Regions from separate parts of the Mus musculus genome. Here region 2 is linked to region 1. Evidence: chromatin loops called from intact Hi-C (ENCODE). Cell type or tissue: heart. All regions are shown on one strand. Links, peaks and the distances in the headings refer to the core of each region. The heading gives the core; the rest is flanking DNA. Region 1 holds the start of Ankrd1 (ankyrin repeat domain 1 (cardiac muscle)). Region 2 has its middle 15 kb from the start of Gm32081.

What was found. Peaks named below come from ENCODE experiments on the same cell type or tissue, not always from the same donor. Only the 100,000 strongest peaks of a DNase experiment are listed, where the experiment ranks them.
Region 2: it touches region 1 in a loop (6-fold over the local background); 7 of 42 quality-filtered maps call a loop at or near these places.

The regions. Positions count from the first base shown.
Region 1 is chr19:36,117,357-36,121,751 of GRCm38, reverse strand. Ankrd1 (ankyrin repeat domain 1 (cardiac muscle)) reads left to right here and starts at 1,908. Exons shown (of 9, transcript NM_013468.3): 1 at 1,908-1,997; 2 at 2,354-2,533; 3 at 3,389-3,526; 4 at 3,811-3,918. The coding sequence starts at 1,971. In heart, for the core only: no CTCF peak of the experiment used is centred there; a DNase peak (open chromatin) is centred at 1,771; H3K4me3 peaks cover 3,130 bases; H3K27ac peaks cover 4,000 bases.
Region 2 is chr19:36,167,308-36,171,702 of GRCm38, reverse strand. No RefSeq gene overlaps it. Among named protein-coding and RNA genes, the nearest start is that of Gm32081, 15 kb to the left of the region's middle. In heart, for the core only: no CTCF peak of the experiment used is centred there; DNase peaks (open chromatin) are centred at 2,382 and 3,382; H3K27ac peaks cover 1,173 bases.

The DNA of each region.
Region 1 (4,395 bases), core at 140-4,139:
TTTTATGATTGAAGGTCACCACAACATGAGGCCGCCACACTGTTCTAGAGAAAAATCACCTGGGTGGGGAAAGGTTTGGGAAAGCCTTTCTGTCCATTCTTCATTCTTCAAAGTGATGTGTTCACAGAAAGCCTTTCAGCTGTTCTGCTGGGGCTCTTAGTAAGTCTGAGTAGGAACTGTATGTACCAGGTCTGCTTCTTATGGGTGGAGCCAAGACGCATCGTGGGTGGAGCGAAGACGCAACCTCACCTTCTAGCTCTGCATCCATAGCAAGTAGCCTAATGTTTCTGTGTCTAGGTGTCATCTCTGTGAATCGAGATCCTTGGCCTTGCTTGAATTAGGGAGGCACAAAATACTCAGAGATTCAAGACTGCTCAGCAGCCCAGAGTCCTTCCTCAAAGGAAAGGTCTCAACTCTCAGCCCCCCTTAGCTCTGAGTCAGGCCTGGAACAAACGGCCACAGGAATGAGAAAAGCTGCCATAGCTGCTTGTCACTTCAAGAGGTCAAAGAAAATAGTGTTAACCATGAAAACGAGAAGACCAACAGTTATCCATTGATAGCGTCTCAGGACAGATAGGACAGAGAGAACACTAGGAGAGGGGAACCCACGAAGGACAAGGTATTAGTGTGTTGGTTTTCAGGGCAATGTCTTGTACTGAAGATTCTAGAAACACAATTTGCTGGTTGAACAGCTGAAGTGGGGTGGGGGTTCTTACCCCATGTTCATGGAAGGGTGAGTGAGGAGAGACAGATATATGATGGCCAGCATAACAAACATACACAACACCCTAATTAACACTTCCCTCTTCTACTGACACCCCCTTCACTCTCCTCTTTCATAAAAAATAAAAAAAGTATTTTATGTGGCTCTTACGATAGAATCTTTCCTCGAACTATAAAAAGATCTAAATATTTATATTTTTCACATTTTAATATCTTAGCGATGACAAGCCAGAAACAAGTATTTTTGCCTCTCTCAACAGCAAAGCTTGGGGCCTTTTTGTTTCCGTGTTAGGAATAGAACACGAGAGCCCCGTGTATCTAGGCAGATGCTCTATCATTAGCCCATGAGTCTCCAGCCTCAGACGCACATTTTTCTCGGGCTCTCTTAAGCTTTTCCCACAGCATTGGGAAACTTTACTGACAGCATCCAAGTTGTGCTTCTGCTAAGAACTGGACTCACATCTCTCTGTGCATCACTTCGGCCCGTTTTGGGGTAGATCCTCTGATTAGCCTTCAGATTTAGAACACGGTGAGCCTGTGGTGCACTAATTATGGCCAGTGACACCATAGAGTCAAAGTGCATTACTGAATGCTTTCAATTTCTCCTAATGCTGGTACGATGGCATGTCACAGGGCCATTTTAGCTGCAGACATCACTCCAGAGAATTCCAAACAGATAGAGACAAGTGGCACCCAGACCCATCTCCTTCCCCTCGGGCTGATTATCCCCAGAAATAGGATGTCCCAAAGCAACACTTCCCAGCCAACTGGAGTGCTGATAAGTCCAGTTATCAGAAAGATATGGCTGTAAGTGTGATGCACAGTGCTTGCATTTTCTTGATACGTTAGTCATATGAGAGCTGACAAAGAAGGAAAAAGAGCAGCGATGTGGTGCAATATTAACAGGCAGCTGTCCCCTGGCTTCCCGATACGTGGGATGACTCGCATTGCTGAGCGGTGTGGTCACTGCCAAAGGAATGACCCTCTCACATTTCTTCCTGATTCGCATACGCCGCGGCCAGCTTGTCATCTCCCTCTTGGGCTTCCCAGACACTAAGTCTGGAATGAAAATTCACCTGCCTCTGAATTGGCCACTGGTGGGGGCAGGGGTGTGACTTGGCTTCCCAGGCTGGAAGATTATCTCACCCAGCCCTAGCTATATAACGGGCTGGTGTGGAGGGGCTCCACAGGGCCAGTTCCAGGGGTTCATCCACAAGAGAGAAAAACATAGACTCACGGCTGCCAACATGATGGTACTGAGAGTAGAGGAGCTGGTATGTAAAACATCTTTTTTTTTTTTTTTTTTTTAATCTTGGCTTTTATTTGAAAATACAGATGGTTTTTCTTTCTCAGGAATAATGTGGGGTTGGCGTTAGTGACTTCCTAAGAGAAGGTGGTTGAGTGGGTTGAGTGGGTTAAAAGTGAATTTTCATGTGCTAACCTGATGCTCATCTTAATTGTGAGAGGAAGGCAGGCACCTGGGATACCTGGAGCTATGCTCCAGACAGTGCACCGCCTGAAGGTGGCTGTCGCTGGATGGAGAGGAAGGACCTCCTGTGGCATTGTTTGTGGACAGTTACCCCAAGATGGGTAGCTTTGCTTCTGACTTCAACATCTTCTTCACATACAGGTAACAGGCAAAAAGAACAGCAATGGGGCCGCAGGGGAATTCCTTCCTGGGGAGTTCAGAAATGGAGAATATGAAGCTGCTGTTGCTTTGGAGAAGCAAGAGGACCTGAAGACACTTCCGGCCAACAGCGTGAAGCAGGGGGAGGAACAACGGAAAAGCGAGAAACTGCGAGAGGCAGAGGTGAGGACCTCCCACAAAATCCTAGTGGGAGTGGGGTACGGAGGTCCCTGAGGAAGAGGGGAAGAGAGGAGGAAAACAAATAAAAACTGCTCTAAAGATGTCTTTTCACCAGATATGAAGCGCATGATGCAAAGAAGCAGTGCACATGGAAATGACTGGGGGAATTACTTTTGGATTCCTCCTGTGTGGAGGGTTGAATCAATGATTGAATGTGCTATGACCACGTTTTGATCAAAGGACAGACAGATAATGATAACCAGAAAAGCTCCAACATCACACACTGCCTACTCAATTTGAGCCAAGGCGATTTGTTCTTTTTGATAACATTGAGTTGTGGCCCACGGGTCATAGAATAAGCTTGCCATGTTTATTGAAATTTATTTATTGAATTTTTGTAGATTACTAACACAAATTTAGAAGTGCAGCAGTAATCTCCGTTTCAGAGACTCGTGAAGGAGAATGGCATCAGTATTTGTGAATTTATCTGTATTTTCTACCCTTGGTTAAAACATATGTTAGTTTTTGAGAATGAGAAAACAAATTCTATAGAAATCTGGGCTTTATGGTACTAATTACAAAATGATTACTGAGAGACTATGTCGTGCCTCTAACCAATTAGTCAAGGACTAGTTCTACAAGCAAAGGAAGTAAATATGACTTAGATTAAAATTAGACCCCAAATACTTTAATGAAAATAAAATCCCTGAAGTCAGACACTCACTTGAAAGTGCTTTGGATTTCCCATTCTCAGCCCACTCACAGTTTGCTCAGGCTGTGCAGGGTTTGTTCAGGTACCACAATAGTTAGAACTCACTATATATTTTTCAACACTTGATTTTTCCCCCCTTTCGTTAGCTCAAAAAGAAAAAACTAGAACAAAGATCAAAGCTTGAAAACTTAGAAGACCTTGAAATAATTGTTCAACTGAAGAAAAGGAAAAAATACAAGAAAACCAAAGTTCCAGTTGTGAAGGAGCCAGAACCTGAAATTATGGTAAGGACTGTTTGGTTATTGCACATCCTTATAAGTTGCAGGGGTGAGTCCTGTGGAGGGACGACGGCAGCAAAACTCATGGCCACTTTCGATTTCTTTCCCTTTTCTCTCCTTTCTCCTCAATTTCTTTCTTCTTTGTTCTTTCCCACTTTCTCCTCTACTCTTTATGAGCATCCTCTCCCTTCTTCTCCTGTCTTGTCTTTTCCTCTCCCTTCCCTTTGCCTCTTCCTCTTCCTTCTCCTCCTCTGTCTGTCTCCTCCTGCCCTCCTCTTCCCTCACTTTAGACTGAACCTGTGGATGTGCCGAGGTTTCTGAAAGCTGCGCTGGAGAACAAACTGCCAGTTGTAGAGAAATTCCTGTCAGACAAGAACAGCCCCGACGTCTGCGATGAGGTAAGCAAGCCTGTGCCGTGCCTTCCTGGAGGCTGGCAAATACAGTCTCAATGTCTTCCACCTAAAAGTTTCTCCAGCTGTTGCTACATCTGCCAGTAGCAGAGAGAGAGAGAGAGAGAGAGAGAGAGAGAGAGAGATTATTGTTCCCCTCTGTCCCACAACCGCCAAAACTAGATTAGCATGATGGATTGCATGAGGCTTTTCTTGTTCTCATATAATTCTGTTTGATTTATACGAGGTCAGTTCATCTTTAACTTCTTAGATCCTTGGTCTAGACTTCCATAAAGGCAAGGCCAAAAAATTACTTCTGGTGAAAGATATTATTAGTAGTGTCTTTGATCAGACTCAAATGCCCCAGCATTTGGAGGGGAAGGTGGAATTCCCCATCTAGTTCTGTCATCTGGCTTCCTGATTTGGAACAGTTACGATGCGCTGTCTCCCTCTCAGTCTATCGGTCATCACAGTCTCATTCTATTA
Region 2 (4,395 bases), core at 108-4,107, 50 kb before region 1:
TTGGTGAAAGCGGATTCCACATGGACAGAGATTTAAGGGTAAAGAGAATACATTTTAAATGTTTGCAAAAAAAAGGTGGTAGAACATCTTGGATGCAGTTAGGAACGGATGACTAAAGAAAAGGCAAATACTCGTGGGTGCCGAAGTATCTTTTAGTCACCTGGTGTAATTGTCCCATAGGCTTACTGCCGAATAAGCTCACCCTTTCGAGTTCTTTCTGAACTCTGGCTGGCTCATTCAACTCAGCTGTTTTGACTCAAAACTTCTCTTAAAGCTGCCTGATTCAATCTGACTTCTCTCAGCTTCTCACTGCATTGCTCTGCTTGGCTTCAAACTGACTCTGGACATTTTTTCTAATCTCTGGCTCCTTCTTATTCTGGCTTCAACTGTCTCTGCTGAACTGCTGAACGGCATGAACTCAAGAACAAACTCAGCTCCACTGACTCCCAGCTGACTGACAAACTGACCGGATTCTCTTTCTCTCTCCCCCTCTGCTCCCTTCCCCTTGCTCCCCCCTCTTCCCCTCCCCCCTGTGCACAAGATGCTCTTAAATAGCTTTTCTTCTGAGAGTTGGGCAAATTTTATCTTTGACTCATTCTGTCAAATCTTTCTCTAATGCATCACTTTGTTTGCCTCTCAATTTGATATTAGAGGCAGGTAGTAAAGAAATCTGGCGAGAGGGATTTAAAGCTGTGTACTAAGGATGTGTTTGCATTCCAGCCAGATCTCACGGACCTAGAAGGTCTAGGAATGTGATCAGAGTAGCCATTTTGCTGGATTGAAATCCTACACGTGAGCCTTGAGTAAATATATTAATTTGACTATATTAAAGTGCTATCTATAATATATAACAAACCATGGTGAAAGGCAAGATGCAGATTGAGAGAAGATATTAACAACTAAAATAATTTTAGAGTAAATATAGTAACAGATATATGGGAAGAGAGCAGGGGGTTAGAATGGCTCTTTCACACATGCACACACCCGACTCCCACACCAGAACTGGCCAGCAAACAAACAAACAAACAAACAAACAAACAAACATTCCATGCACACGAGTCATGAGGGAGATGCACGATAAAAGGATTAGATGCCATTTGCACCTGGAAGATCAGAACTTGAAAACTTACAAGGGCTGAGGTCAGGAAAACAGAAACTTATTCTAGCGAGAGTGTACATGGGCACAGCTGGGAGCATGGGATGATGGGGCGACTGACGTGCCTATCAACTCAAAATTCCACCTGAGTAAATGTATGTCCAGGAAGACAAGGACAGATGCACAGCATTTGCAAGCAAACGCAGAGTAAGCAGAAGCTGACCCTCCAATGGCCGACTAGCAAATGGTGACACCTTAGACTGAAATTAAAAAGAGTGTACTTATGGCTGCCTTGTATTCATATATTATAAGCAAATCTCTAAATTTTACTGTTGGAAAAGAAAAGCAAATTGCAAGATTATACATACATACATATATACATACATACATACATACATACATACATACATACATACACACACACACATACACATGTGTGTGCATCCTATTTATGCTCATTTAAATACACATAGAACAACTGAAATTGTTGGAATTTATAAATATTCAGTGAGAGTTCATGATCGTGGGCAAGAATAACAGACACAGATCAGACCAGAGATCTCTGTGGAAGGAAGTAGGGACTCAGAGGAAGGGGCCTTGGCTTTAGCTGTTAATGTGCAGAGAAAAATTAGTTACTCAGCCTGGTCAAGTGTTTGTCTGGTTTATTTTCTCTACCTTTGGACACGTTTGAAATATTTCTTTTCTACATTATTTATTTAGATTGTTTGTGGATGCTCACATAAGCCCATGCCAAGGTACACATGTGGAAATCAGAGGACACATCCTGAAGAAGTTGAGTCTCTTTCCAGTGTGTGAGTTGCAGGAATAGAACTTAGGTTGTCAAGAACTTGGCAGCAAATGCCCTTACCTACTGAGGCATCTCACTGGCCCAAATACTTCATATTCAAAAATCTGAATAGAAAAAAAAAACTTTCTAAACTAGGACTAAAATTCAGTCTTTTCCCCCTCTGAATCTTTTCAATACCATACAATTTGTGCATGTCACGTGAGCCAAGCACAGACAACTGTCTAGAAACCTCCAAACTTGAGGAGAACACATCCTAACTGGGAGGGGGGGAGGGGAGGTAGTGATAGCCCCTTATTATTTTGGGTTGCTATGCAATACCTGCCACTGATAAAAGCAGCTGTAGGTTTTGTTTTTGTTTGTGCTAAATATAAACACAACAAGGAAAGACCCATTCGAAGGGCTTCCCCGGGGTCATATCCTTGGCTGTCATGTCTGCAGATGGCAGACATGAGTTCCCTTTGAGTGCCAAAATGTCTCTCAGTGTTGGTGCCTGTCCTTGCCTGCTTGGCACTGCCAGGGAGGCTGTGATGACAGAGCCTTTCAAGGACTGCAAGTAGCAGGCTCCTTTTGCAGAGGTCATGTTCTCTTGGGTGACCCTGTATTGAGATAGATAGATAGATCAAAAGGGAGTCAGCAGTCTAGCCAGAGTAGAGGTCATCATAGAACTAAGTCTATATCCTGCCACATATAATTTAGGTCTCAAATGTTCCTGAGCACCTTGTGCACTGCATTCTTAGTCCCCAGCTCATTTCTGGGATTGTGACATAAACTCTAAGCAGTCAGGCCCAGTAAAATGTGTGTTTGGCCATTGGGGGTACACCCTGAAAAAGATGAGTTGAGGATTCCAGTCTCTTCCTTTTCCTCTCTGTTGCTTCCCTACCATAGAGTGAATGGTTAGGTTCCTCCATCAGGGAATGCTTCCTGGCCAGAGGCCCAGAGGCCCAGAGGCCCAGAGGCCCAGAGGCCCAGAGGCCCAGAGGCCCAGAGGCCCAGAGGCCCAGAGCAGTAGGGCCAATTGACCATGGATTGAGACCTCCAACCTGGAGACAAAATAAACCCTTGGTTCCCATTAGGTTGATTTCCTTCAGCTATTCATGGTAGTGCCAGAAAGTAGACAGTTCTGTAACAGAAAACCATGCTGAGAGGATTGGGGTAAGGAAAAAAAATGAAGTTTCAGGGCACCTCTCAGGATTAACAGAATGTGAAATTCCCTCCTATCTCTAGTCATGGAGTGAAAAATCAGCTATTGAGATTTCCCATCAGAAGGGTTGGGGTGCCAGCTTTCCACTGCCAGAAGCAGGTTTATGGAGGCAACACAGGAATCTGCCCACAAGCTTGAGCACCCCTCGCCTGTCCCCACCCCACTCCACCCCACCACAGTGTTCTGAGAATAGTATTTGGTCAAAGAGAGTAAACCCTCCCCTCTGGGGTGAGGTCAGACACTGGATTTGGCGTGTAGAGAGCAAACACAAGAACAGGTTTTAGAAGTGGCAGATAGATTGTACCTATCACTGGTGTTCTGGTGTTTCCCAATAAAGTTACCAATCAAATCACAGGTCTCCTCACTGAGGCCGGGTTTCCTGACACAGCCATGGCAAGCACATGACAAAAACAGAATCCAAAGATGACTTCACATTCCAGGGAAGATAATGCACACGTTGAGTCAGGAAGTAAGCCTTGAGAATTCGCTGCATGATTTTATAGTATGCTCGTTAATAGCCTACCTTTACCAGCGCGTTCTAAGCCCTGGGACCTGTGGATGTTTTGTTATATGGTAAAGTAGAACGTGGATGTTGTGATGACCATTCTTAATTGGAATCCAGAAATGGAGGGCTCACCTGTGAGGGATTTTTTTTTTTAAATGTGAGCTGTTTCTAGCGAAGGGGCTGCAGTTACCATGAAGAAGGGCAACTTCTGGGAAGAACTCAGTATATCACAGCATTTACCACATAGGTTATGGTGAGTCCTCCAGGACACGTTGTCTGACTAAGTTCTTGGAACAGAGATGTAAGGGGAATTTTCTTATTGACCTTGCTTTCAGGCCACCCCAGAGCTTGCAAGTCTCAAGCCCCTGTGTTCCTTTTAGAGTCCTGCTGACAGCTGTTCAGGGACACCTTGGGCAAAGCTGCTGACATAACCGGTTTGGTTAAGTGGTTTGGTCTTGGACTGTGGTTTGAAAACAAACCTCCCGATGGACAATTTGGAAAGGCCCCTGAGAGAGCCCCTGAGTAGTTTCCATAGCCCTGTTGCTACACGCGTTTGAATTGTTTTGGCCTGGTTTTCTGGGATCCTCACCGTACTCTGGTTGATGAACTAAGCTGTGTAGACAGCACAGGCAACACAGAGCCAAGCCCTGTCATGGGCTTCACACCACACCAAGCCCCAGCCAACTCTGGCTCCACACTTTGTTGATGAGGCTCAGGGACATGCAGTGTTGAAGCTGATTTCCAGAGAGTCCATTCCTTGTCAAAACAGCCCAAAGCAAGGTGAA